Linked DNA regions of Homo sapiens: regions 2, 3 and 4 are each linked to region 1. The links are chromatin contacts, found by Hi-C or POLR2A ChIA-PET in ENCODE. All regions are on one chromosome and are shown on one strand. Each heading gives the region's core, a stretch centred on a gene start or an enhancer-like site at or near the end of the contact. The rest is flanking DNA. Distances are from core to core; before and after follow the strand shown. Region 1 holds the start of PTPN1 (protein tyrosine phosphatase non-receptor type 1). Region 2 holds the start of ZMYND8 (zinc finger MYND-type containing 8). Region 3 holds the start of TP53RK-DT (TP53RK divergent transcript). Region 4 holds the start of ZNF217 (zinc finger protein 217).

What was found. A loop is a pair of places that touch in the nucleus more often than their neighbours do. ChIA-PET counts read pairs that join two places held with the same protein, here RNA polymerase II (POLR2A). Pooled maps may share reads with other maps.
Region 2: a pooled map shows a loop between it and region 1 (4-fold over the local background). The contact joins the promoter of ZMYND8 here to the promoter of PTPN1 in region 1. A Hi-C loop is called at or near these places in 6 of 50 pooled maps.
Region 3: a map of naive thymus-derived CD4-positive, alpha-beta T cell shows a loop between it and region 1 (18-fold over the local background). The contact joins the promoter of TP53RK-DT here to the promoter of PTPN1 in region 1. A Hi-C loop is called at or near these places in 1 of 168 maps with a recorded cell type or tissue (naive thymus-derived CD4-positive, alpha-beta T cell) and 5 of 50 pooled maps. POLR2A ChIA-PET finds 5 or more read pairs at or near these places in 1 of 52 experiments (PC-3).
Region 4: a loop to region 1 is called in a pooled map, with 15 times the contacts of the local background. The contact joins the promoter of ZNF217 here to the promoter of PTPN1 in region 1. A Hi-C loop is called at or near these places in 3 of 37 single-sample maps with no recorded cell type and 10 of 50 pooled maps.

The regions. Positions count from the first base shown.
Region 1 is chr20:50,509,071-50,511,770 of GRCh38, forward strand. It overlaps PTPN1 (protein tyrosine phosphatase non-receptor type 1), which reads left to right and starts at 1,313. Exons shown (of 10, transcript NM_002827.4): 1 at 1,313-1,520. The coding sequence starts at 1,458. RefSeq lists enhancers at 487-1,074, 1,287-1,386 and a silencer at 947-1,176.
Region 2 is chr20:47,355,303-47,358,002 of GRCh38, forward strand. It overlaps ZMYND8 (zinc finger MYND-type containing 8), which reads right to left and starts at 1,397. Exons shown (of 23, transcript NM_001281775.3): 1 at 1,355-1,397. The coding sequence starts at 1,368. RefSeq lists enhancers at 1,208-1,377, 1,221-1,828, 1,363-1,657, 2,408-2,700, 2,437-2,700 and 1 more.
Region 3 is chr20:46,688,028-46,690,727 of GRCh38, forward strand. It overlaps TP53RK-DT (TP53RK divergent transcript), which reads left to right and starts at 1,272. Exons shown (of 1, transcript NR_186399.1): 1 at 1,272-2,262. It overlaps TP53RK (TP53 regulating kinase), which reads right to left and starts at 1,417. Exons shown (of 2, transcript NM_033550.4): 1 at 1,105-1,417. The coding sequence starts at 1,387. RefSeq lists a silencer at 996-1,045 and an enhancer at 1,276-1,865.
Region 4 is chr20:53,592,493-53,595,192 of GRCh38, forward strand. ZNF217 (zinc finger protein 217) reads right to left here and starts at 1,347. Exons shown (of 6, transcript NM_006526.3): 1 at 1,264-1,347. RefSeq lists silencers at 58-297, 718-867, 1,358-1,437, 1,528-2,367.

The DNA of each region.
Region 1 (2,700 bases), core at 63-2,562:
TCCATTTTGATTTTTAGTCTAGTCTGTTGAGACCCTAATGCCAGAACTTTTTTTGTTTGTTTGTTTCGCTCTTGTTGCCCAGGCTGGAGTGCAGTGGAGCTATCTTGGCTCACTGCAACCTCTGCCTCCAGGGTTCAAGCGATTCTCCTGCCTCAGCCTCCCAAGTAGCTGGGATTACAGGCATGCGCCACCACGCCCGGCTAATTTTTTTTTTTTTTTTTTTTTTTAGCAGAAACCGAGTTTCACCATGTTGGTCAGGCTGGTCTCGGACTCTTGACCTCAGGTGATCCACCTGCGTCGGTCTCCCAAAGTGCTGGGATTACAGGTGTGAGCCACCACACCCAGCCCTTTTTTTTCAAGACAGGGTCTCTCTCTGCCACCCAAGGTGGAGTGCAGTGGCGCCAAAACAGCTCACTGCAGCTTCCACCTCCTGGGCTCAGGTGATCTTCCTGCCTCAGCCTCCCCAGCAGCTGGGCCCCACCACACCGGCTAATTTTTTAACTTTTAGTAGTGACGAGGTCTGATTCTGTTACCCAGGCTGGTCTGGAACTCCTGGCCTCAAGACATCCGCCTGCCTCTGCCTCCCAAAGTGCTGGGATTACAGATGTAAGCCACCGCGCCTGGGCTCCTATGATTTTTATTTAACATAATGCACCATGGAATTTGTGCTCTGCTTAGTTCAGTCTGAGCAGGAGTTCCTTGATACTTCGGGAAACACTGAAAATCATTCCATCCCCATCCATTCATTCCTGCAGCACCCAAGTGGAAATTCTGCGTTTCAGACAGGGACACTACCCTTAGAGAGCAGTGGGCTTCCCCAGCAGCGTAGTGAAACATGATACTCCTGAGTTTCATGAAAAAAGGGCAGACATCTGGCCAGAGCTGGGAGGCAGGAAATAGAGCACGGTGCCCTCCTCCCATACTCCAGCTTGGATTACTGAGGCTGGGGCCCAGGCCCTGCAGGAAAGGAGGTGCATGACTACTTTAAGGCCACTCACTCTGTGACTCAACGGGCCGGGTCGGGGCTGGAACTCAATGCCCTCCCGGGCCTGGAGAGCCCACGCGCCGTGGGCGGGGCTCCCGGGGTCGCCTAGGCAACAGGCGCGCGCCGCGCCCGAGCCCAGAGCCCCAAAGCGGAGGAGGGAACGCGCGCTATTAGATATCTCGCGGTGCTGGGGCCACTTCCCCTAGCACCGCCCCCGGCTCCTCCCCGCGGAAGTGCTTGTCGAAATTCTCGATCGCTGATTGGTCCTTCTGCTTCAGGGGCGGAGCCCCTGGCAGGCGTGATGCGTAGTTCCGGCTGCCGGTTGACATGAAGAAGCAGCAGCGGCTAGGGCGGCGGTAGCTGCAGGGGTCGGGGATTGCAGCGGGCCTCGGGGCTAAGAGCGCGACGCGGCCTAGAGCGGCAGACGGCGCAGTGGGCCGAGAAGGAGGCGCAGCAGCCGCCCTGGCCCGTCATGGAGATGGAAAAGGAGTTCGAGCAGATCGACAAGTCCGGGAGCTGGGCGGCCATTTACCAGGTGCGGGAGCGCCCCGGAGCGTGGCGGGCCCTTCGCTTAGGCCGCTTGAACATCCCCTCAGACCTCCAGGCCCCAGACTCCCTCTGGGTCTTGCCCTCTGCCTCGCTCCTACTGCTTGAGGATTCGATGGGACAGCGACGCACTGCGTCCCCCCACCCTTTGTCCCCGGGGCGGGCGTGTTTCTCGCCGCAGCGTCGGAGCCCCCTTCGATCCCCCACCTCCCTTCTGTTCTCCAGCTCGGGTGATCTCTCAAGCCGGGGGACCGCCGGTCTGTGCTCTCAACGCGAATCCCTCGCACCCCGACCCCGCCCCCTGCCTGTCCACTCTTTGTCCCCTGGGGTGATTTAGCACCCCCACTATTTCCTTTTCTGGAGTGGACCACCTCAGACTCTCTTCCTTTGTCTCCCTGGGGGAAAAGGTTACTCCCCCCGTCCCTCCTTCACATTTCCTTTCCCCTAGTCTCAGTGTGCGTCGAGTCCCAGAGATGACAGTCCCCTTTCCCCTTTCTGTTCATTCATTTATTGGATAGGAGTTGGCAAGCTTATTCTGTGCTAGGCACCGCTTAGGCATTGGAGGTGGTGTTTGCTAATCAGGACAGGCAAGATCCTAGCCTTAGTGGGGCCTAGAGTCGAATAGGGCAATCAAACACAAAAGCAAATAATTTCAGATAGTGACAGGTGCTGTGAAGAGAACGACTTCCTAACGGGGTACAGGGTGACTGCATAGAAGGCCGGCTGTCTTAGAGAAGGGGATCAGGGAAGGCCTGTCAAAGGAGGAGACATTTGCTTTGTGAGCTGAACCAAGAGGAGCAGAAAGCCGTGAGAATATGGGGCTAAAGAACCTTCTAGCCAGGAGGCCTGCGGTACCCACTCCATTGGGGCCATGATATTATTCTTTCAGGCAGGGACTCAGGAAGGTTAACGTTTTAACCCTCTCTAAAATAGCATCTTTCCTCAATGAGCAGCTTAGTCTTTGGTCGTGGCAGAGATGACCTTGTCTTAGGAGTCATCTCCTTGTGTGTTAAAAAGTTAGGAAAGGAGGGTTTCTCATATATCTATAAAACAAGTAGTTAAAAACACAAAGAGCTCTTCCTTTCACAAGCAGCTGAATAAGATACATACTCCCAATTAAATGTCATTGCGGGGGTTGTTAAGATTAACTAAAACCACACTTGCACAGT
Region 2 (2,700 bases), core at 147-2,646, 3.2 Mb before region 1:
TCAAGACACTCTTTAAAAAGCCCTTATTTTGTTCCTGCTAATGAAGCCCCCAACTCCTGTAGCCAAGACCCACTATTACAAACAGACCCCAAATGTTCGCAAAACTCTTCAAACATGGTCACAGAGGAAATGGATTGCTTTACTTACCCAACAAATGTTCAAGCAACCGTCTCATTTTTCCACAGTTAGGAAGAGAGAACAGGCTGGCAGATTTGGGACTTGATCAAAAAGGAAATTTTTTTAAACAGTTACATGGTATTATTAAAAACACACACAACAACAACAACACAACCCAACAACTGAATATGGAATGCTGTCATGAGCCACAGACATGATTTTATTTCCTCTACACTCCATGACACAGGAGAAGAGAGGAGGATACAATGTATAAAAGGGACAGGAAAATGAAAACAAGGATAAAAGGTAACATTAGTTCCTTGAAAATCATGCAAGAGTAGAAAGCTAAGGGATTCAGAATCCTTGCAGATTTTTTTTTTTTTTTTTTTTTGCAGGATGTTGTCCAAGATCTCTCCCCCCACCCCCCAGTCCCCATCCCTACTCCAAAAAACTTCCTCCAAAGCCTAGAAAACACTTTCAGAAACATTTGCTGGCTGTAGGCTGGCTTGCAGAACACTCTGTAGCAACCTAAGTCAGGAAAACAGGCTGAACAATGTAGTTTCAAGTGCAGAAGCTCTGTAGAATAAGAGAAGACCGTGTACAGACACCACCACCCACCTAGGCCCCAGGAGCTAGACTCTCCTTAGCACTGCTCTGCTGAGGGCACAATTCTTTTGCAAACACGCTCCTCTCTTGTCAAAACTTATCCAGCCTTCCCAGAACCTCTTTGGAGAGGCAAACTTGCCTGCTCTGCTGTCTGCCATGAGCTCTCCTTGGAGAGGAGCCTGTTTGCTTACCTTCCATTTTCTTCCCCCAGCAGGGCATGTGGCAAAAGAGAAGACAATAGTGCAGGGGTGGGAGGGGGGGAACTGCTCAGAGAGAGAGAGAGGGGAAGAGAGAGGGAAGAGGGAAAGAAAAAAAAAAAAAGAAGGAAAAAAAAAAGCTTCTTTTTTGGCATACCAGGATCTAGCTTCAAACTCTTCCAGAAACACCATGCCCTGGTGGAAGGAAAGGTGTGCCAGGCCCTTGCCAGTTTGCAAAATCAAGCTATGGCTAATGGCTACTGAGCCATGTGACCCAAGAAAGCAAAAAAATTCTCTCTAAACAGTTCCAAGTTAACATAAGTGCTCTGGGGGTGAGTGTGGCACGGCCAGCCACAGAGAAATCACACTGCTCGCCCACAATTCGGATGTCTCAGAGGGAGGGGGAAAAAAGATGGTTAAAAAGTCGAGCTTACCTCTGTGGATGCATTGTTAACACTGTGTAATGTCAATACTTATAAAACATGGAGGACAGGCTCCTAGTTCTCACAGAAAAAGGGTTTGGCACTTCGGCTGATGATCTGGCCGCCTAATAAAAGCTCATCCCCGATTGGCTGCCCCGGCAAATCGGAGTGTAAAGCCGCCCCGGATTGGCTGAAACACTTCCTGAGCGATTATCTTTGTGAGGCTCGGGTGAGCAAGAGCCATCCTGTGCATAGAAAAAGACAGGCTAAGCTAGGCCTTTTGCAGCAAGAAAAACTTGGGAAAGGGGCCCCCACACGCACTTCTCCTGCACCCTGGCTAGATTTCCCGGCACGGGCCAGCCAGGGCAGCCAGCCTGACCTGCTCCAGGAAAGCCTGAGGCCCGGAGGTCCCTGGGAAGGGAGTTTCTTGGAGTGGGCTGGAACGGCTCACCCTCACCTGCCCCCAGAGAAACGGCCCTTGTCCAGGGAGGAAGGCCAGCCTTTTTCTAGAACAGTCCAGCAGGGTGGCTCTCCAAGGGGAAGGGGAAGCTGGGGAGTGGGGAGTCCCGGGGAAACAGCCAAGGGGCCAGAAAAAGGGGCTTGAGGCAGGCCTCTGAGAAGCTGGGGGAAGCAGGCAGCCCGGGGGAGCCCCGAAAAATCAGCAGAGAGCAGCCCTGGCTTCTCAGAGGAGCGAGGAGTAGCTGCTGAGGGGAGGAGGGGAGCAGAGTGGTCAAGTTTGCATAGTCATTGTCCCCATGCCTCCTTGCAAGGCAGGCCAGGGAGCCGTGGGCCTCTCGCGCCCTGCTTAGCCAGTCCTGCAGGCAAAATCAACGTGGGTTCCTGTCGCCCTGCCACGATGCCAAGGGGGACCCCTCTCGGTCCTTACCCTAAGAAAAACCCAAAGCCCTCCTCGCAGGCCACATGCCTGGATCTACAAACTTCCCTTCCCTCCCGGCCCCTCCCCCGCGGCCGAGACCTGCTAAACCTGTCAGTTAAACACAAATCTGACTTCCGTATTAGCCTGCGATGCCTTCGGCTTCCTGCCTGTTAACCCTCTCTCGGACTCGGGGCCTGGCTGGGAAAAACTAGGCCTTGAGATCGCAGCGAAGGCCTGTGGAAAAATACCAGCTGCAGCTCTCCCGGCAGATGCAGAAAGAGAGAGAGAGAGCCGCTGTCTCTCAGCCTTTGCTTCCCAGGGAGGCGTGTACCTTGTGAATCCAGGGCACAGGCAGTGCCTCTCGGGCTGAGAAGCCATTTCAATCCAGAGGGAGACAGAAAGATGGCACGCTCAGCCCGGAAACAAGAGCCCCCATTATGCGTCAGGCCTACCCCCGTAGGTCAGCCCTTCCTGCCACAAT
Region 3 (2,700 bases), core at 22-2,521, 3.8 Mb before region 1:
AATAAACTCAATGAATCTTTACTGAAAGTCAACCAGGCTCAGTATACTTTTCTAGAAACTGAGAGATGTTATCAATGGGGATACAGCAATAAACAAGCCAGCTATAATACAATCTCTGCTTAACGAAACAGATCATGAGGCTGAAAACAGAAATATGAATACACAAATAACTTCATGAAATCTTAAGTCTCTGAAAGGGCAGCAATGTGTCCGCTTGTTGGCTACTGAATATCCCCCACCCAGATCTCCCAGCACTTAACAATGTCCTGGTACCCACTGGTACCTAAAAAATACTGATAAAAGAAAGGCAAGAAGCGTAAAAGTAAAAAGCCAGGGCTTCTGAGTCAGAGGCATAAGGAGCTGAGGGCCTGGACCGGCCACTTAGTAACCGTGTAACCTTGGGCAAGTTACTTCTCTCTGAGTGTCACTTTCTCATCTGAGGACAAAGTTTATGGTGCTGGCGCACAATGATGTTTAATGAAAAAATAGGCAATTTAATGAAATCCAACATTTATTGGGCACTATGTGCCAGGCACACATTTGAACATAATACGTGACACACATACCTCCTCTAATGGTCACAACATCCCTATGACATGGATACTGCTACTATGTCTCCCATTTTACAGGTGAGAAAACCGAGGCTGAGAGGCTAAATAACTTGTTGAAAGGCTACACAAGCAGCAGAGTTAGTATTTCAACCCAGGGAGCCTGGCTCCAGTGGGGCAAGTACTTGTCATTACATGTTTCTTAAAACTAATAAATGGAAAGATAATGATCGAAAATTGAAACGAGTCAAATGGGGAAACCAAGGCTCAGGGAAGTTAAACATGTTCAACATTGAGCAATAATGACAGATCCCAGATTTGAACCAGGCAGAACGGCCTCAGGACAAAAGCTTGACGCTGCATGGCCACGTGGTTTCTTAAGACTTAACGAATGAAAAAAGGGATGAAAGAATAACATTTCCGAAAGGCCGGACACCGCAGAAGGCACAGAAGGAGAAACTGAGGGAAATCCAGCTTCGGAGCGCAGGGGAGTCCCTCACCCGCCCAGGCCCCAGAGCCTCGGGGCCGCCCACGCCGGGATCCCGGCCCACCTTACCAGCGCGGCGACAGCGGAGGAGCGCCCGGGCCTCCTGCACCGTCCGCCGTCTGCCAAGCCGCGCCTCCAGCGCCGGGTGCCGGTAGCCCTTGGGGAAGCGGTGCTTGATCACCGCCGCGCGGCCCTGGAAGCGGCCACGGAACACGCGCGCCTCGGCACCCTGCTTCACCAGCTCCAGGCCGCTCAAGAAGCGGCTGCTCCGCTCCCGGGCTGCGGCCAGAGCCTCAGCCTCCGGGGCGGGCTCCTCGCCATCGGCCGGCGTAGTAGCTCTGGCCGCCGCCATGACTGCTCGGCGCAACAGCTCCAACCGATCAGCTGTCTCTGAAAACTGTCGCGATGCTTCGGCTCGCTTCGGAAATCCTGGGACTTCTTCGGCAATCCTGGGACTTCTTCGGCTACCCGAATGCGTCCACCCCGGACACTTCCGGCCTGTAAGTGGTTACGCCTCCCAACTTTTCGGCTCTCTGAAGCCTGAGGTTCCCTGCAGGAAGGGCTCTTGTGGCCCCGCCTTCCGCCTCTTCGGCTATCTCCGTACACGTTCGGCAACGCTCAGTAAGTGGCTCTTCCCGACTCCTTGGCTCTCCGGAAATCTTCGGTGACTCTCGCAGCCGGCTTTGGGGGCCCACCTCTCAGTTGGTCGTCTCTTTCCGGAAAACTTCGGCGCCTCTCGAGAAAAACGTCGGACGCGCTTTGCTCTCTTCAGAAGTCTCTTCCGGGACAGCTGTACCCTCTAGTAGTCTCTTTTTGGAACTCCTCTTCCCCTGACTCCTACATTCCCCCCAAAATGTGCTCATACAAGTCAGAGTCGGAAGGGTCAGACAATGAACCATGTTTCCGACATCCTCTTAAGTGCTAGGATAACTACCATTTAGTGCATTCAGAAGAAATAAGGTTAAATGATGAAAATCCTTACAGAAAAGAAAATTGAGACTCAGAGCTGGCAGAGGGGGTGGTAAGATGGGGTGGGGAGTGGGGGCTGGGGAATCCGGGAAAGTCTTCCGGAGACAGAACCTAAACTGAATTGGGAATAATTAAACTTTTTCAGTTTCTACCTGTTTCATTACAAAGCTTATAATAACACAGGCTGTAGCAAATTCTTACAATACGGAACTTTGCACACGCACACATAAATAAATAAACTACCTATCCCCCTTGTGACACTGCTGGCCGTTAGTTTCTTTCCAGAATTTTCTTTCATTCAGTGTGCACACTCACACATCGTTGTGGCGTTTTTTCCAACATAAATGACATCATACTGTGGGTTCTTTGGCAACTTGCTTTTCATTTTCCTAAACAATTTATCTCAGACTATATTCCATATCAATACATACAGAGCTACCACGTCCTTCTACCTGGTCAGGCAGTTTCTTGTTGCTAAACAGTTGTTTCCAGTTTGTTGTTTCTCAGGAAAACACTTTACTTACTATTGCCAGTTTATTATAAAAGATAGTATAAAAGATAAAAATGAACAGCCAGATGAAGACGTACATAAGGAAAAGTAAAAATTGTACGTGTTTATCGTAAGTAACATGTTTTGAAATATGTATACATTGTGGAATGGCTAAATCCAGCTAGTTAACGTTACCTAACATACTG
Region 4 (2,700 bases), core at 97-2,596, 3.1 Mb after region 1:
AAACTCCCTGCCTGCTCACCCCACCCCCACCCGCCCAAGAAAGCGCCTTCCCGTCTTCGGTGGCCCTACCCAGAATCCCAAAATGTGGGTTCCAACCCGGGCCCTGAACATCTTCTCAAACTCCCGGGACCCAGGTTCCGGCGCGCGCCCCGCGTGCCGGGTCTTGCCCCTCGGGCGGGACCGCCCAGGCAGCCCCAAATCCAGCCTCCCGGGCCCCCAGCAGCGCCCTCCGCCTCTCCACCATCCCGTCCGGCTCGCAGTCGGGGCCAAATCGAGAGACAAGAGGGCTGTGCCTGAAACTGAGCGGTTTCACCACTCGGCACCTCCTGGCAGAAACTTCCCTTAAAAAAAAAAAAAAAGAAAAGAAAAAAAAAAGCAGCAGCACTTTTGGGCTAGCATTTCAATCCTTCCTGCCCTTTAGAGTTCCCAGTTCTGCTTCCAGCTGGCTTTGGGTGTTCCACTAGAATTGAGTTGTAAAGATATTCTTTAAGTGTTTATAGAACATTAAGACTTAAAAAAATCTTTAAAATTAGAGGAGGGAAAAAAAAAGCCACCTTATCGCACACATCCAGGAAACGCAGCCCCGTGCATCCCTGTTCAGGGATGAGCAGGCGCCCCAAGACTCCCGGGGACAGATTTTTGGGCACCCGAGGGAGTCACGGGGCGCGCGTCGGGGTCCGCGGCGAGGCCCAGCCCCTCCCGCGGTCCCTTAGAGGCGCCCTCCGCCCGGCCCGAGTGGACCGTCCCGGCCATTGTTTACGGGGGGATGCCCGTCCGGACGCATTGTTTTGGCCGCTTCCAACTTGCCCCGGCCCTTCCCCGGGCATCGCGGGGGGACCCTACGCCGACGTTCCCCCTCCGCCCGCGCCCCAAGGGCCAACTGGGCAAATTGGGAGACCCGCCCCGCGGGGCGACCCAACTTTTCGGAACAGCCCCCCACCGCCCACCCCCGCAGACCCCCGCTCCCGGCGGAGATTCAGGGAACCCCGCACCCCAAGCCCCTCTGAATCGTGCGGCGTGAGTGTGACGGCCAAGAGCGGATGCAGCCCGGGATCGCCCGCACCTTCCCGCGGGCGGAAGCGCAGGAGCCGGCTGGGGAGGGGGCGCCCTAGAGGAGCGGATAGAAAGCTGAGACGGGGAACTGAGGTCATCCTGGGGGGGGACAAGACAACGAGAGCCGGGCGCCTCGGGGGCGGCGCGGGAGCCTCCGCAGGACCGGGCGGGCGCCCCGGCTGGCGCGGGCGGGGGGCGCGCCCCCTTTACCTGCGGCTCCGGCTCCTCGGCCATTTCCTCGCGCGGCGGCGGCCGGGACTGAGCTGACACCACTCGGGCCGGCCGGGTTTGAATGAGGAGGAGCGGGCGCGGAGGGGAGGGGGCGGGGAGGGCGGAGGGAGGGAGGGAGGCGTCGCGGAGTTTCTCTCAGCCTTTTGTGCGGACACCTCCCGGATTCCGCGCCCGCACCCGGCCCCCCAAAAGACACGGGGAGCCGCGGGCGAGGGGTGCAGCCATCCGCCGAGGAGCCTAGTGCCTTCGCGCCTCCAAGACCCCCCCCCAACAAAAAAGGAGCGTCCCCCACCCCCACCCCCGCCCGGAGAATATAGGGGCCGGGCTCACCTCGGGCGCGGGGCTAAGGTGAGCGGGGCGGGGGTGCGCACGGGGGCAAAGGCGCGGGCGCCCCCTACTCGTCCGCGCGGGGACAGTGCAGGCGCGGGGGGTCCCTAGAGCCGCCGGGGCGCGGCGCGTCCGGCGCTGGGGGACTGTTGGGTCAGAAAGTGTTCAGGGAGCAGCTGTTGCGCCCTCCCTCGGCCCCGCCGCTCGGAGACGCCCCGCCCCCTGCCTTCACCGGCCGCCCCGCCCCCTGCCTTCACCGGCCGCCCGGCCACGCCCCACACCGCCCCGGCCCCGCCCCAGCGCCCACGTGACTAGCATAGGCGCGCCCCTGCTCCGCCCCCCGCCGCCGACTCCGCCTCCGGGACGGGAGCGAGCGGCGAGCGCGCGCACTCCCAGTTCTCGCTCGGCGACTCCCGCGCACGCGCGCGCCGTGCCACCCTCCCCGCGCCCCCCGCCCCGCACCCCTCCTCCCGCCATCCGGCTTAACGTGGCGGGCGCGCGCCGCGGCGGTAGCCGTGACAGGTACCCGGGGAGGCCGGAGGGAGGGGGCCGCGAGGGTGTGCGCAGGCGCAGATCCGGCCCTGTCCCCGCCGCCCCCTCCTCTGCAAGGTGTGCGCGGGCGAGGGGAGGGGCCCGCGGCCCGAACCCCTGGGTCACCCCGAATTACAAACAAAAACCTTAACGCCGTTGCTCGCGGGTTAGAAGGCAGCTGTGCGCGAAAAACACCAAAGATTTTCTTCAAGCTTGAGGAAGGTCGAGAAGATAAACAGTTTTTAAATGAGTATCTTCAGAAAGCTATTTAATTGTTGTGATTTTTTTTTTTCTGAAAGGGCTGGGCTTGCGCTATTCTAACTTGAGATTTCTAAACTTAGCCTAGGTTCCAAGAATCTACTTGGTTTTGATAGAAATCCATTTGGAGGAAACCGGGGACAAAAAAAGGGACAAAAAAAAAAAAAAAAAAACCGCTACCCTTTCCCCTCCTCCCTACGCACAACTCATTTAAAGCGTTTCCCAAATGTTTTCTTTCCTTACTGAAAAAAAGGACAAAAAAAAGATCCTGATTCCTAAGGCCTGTGATATTTCCCCATT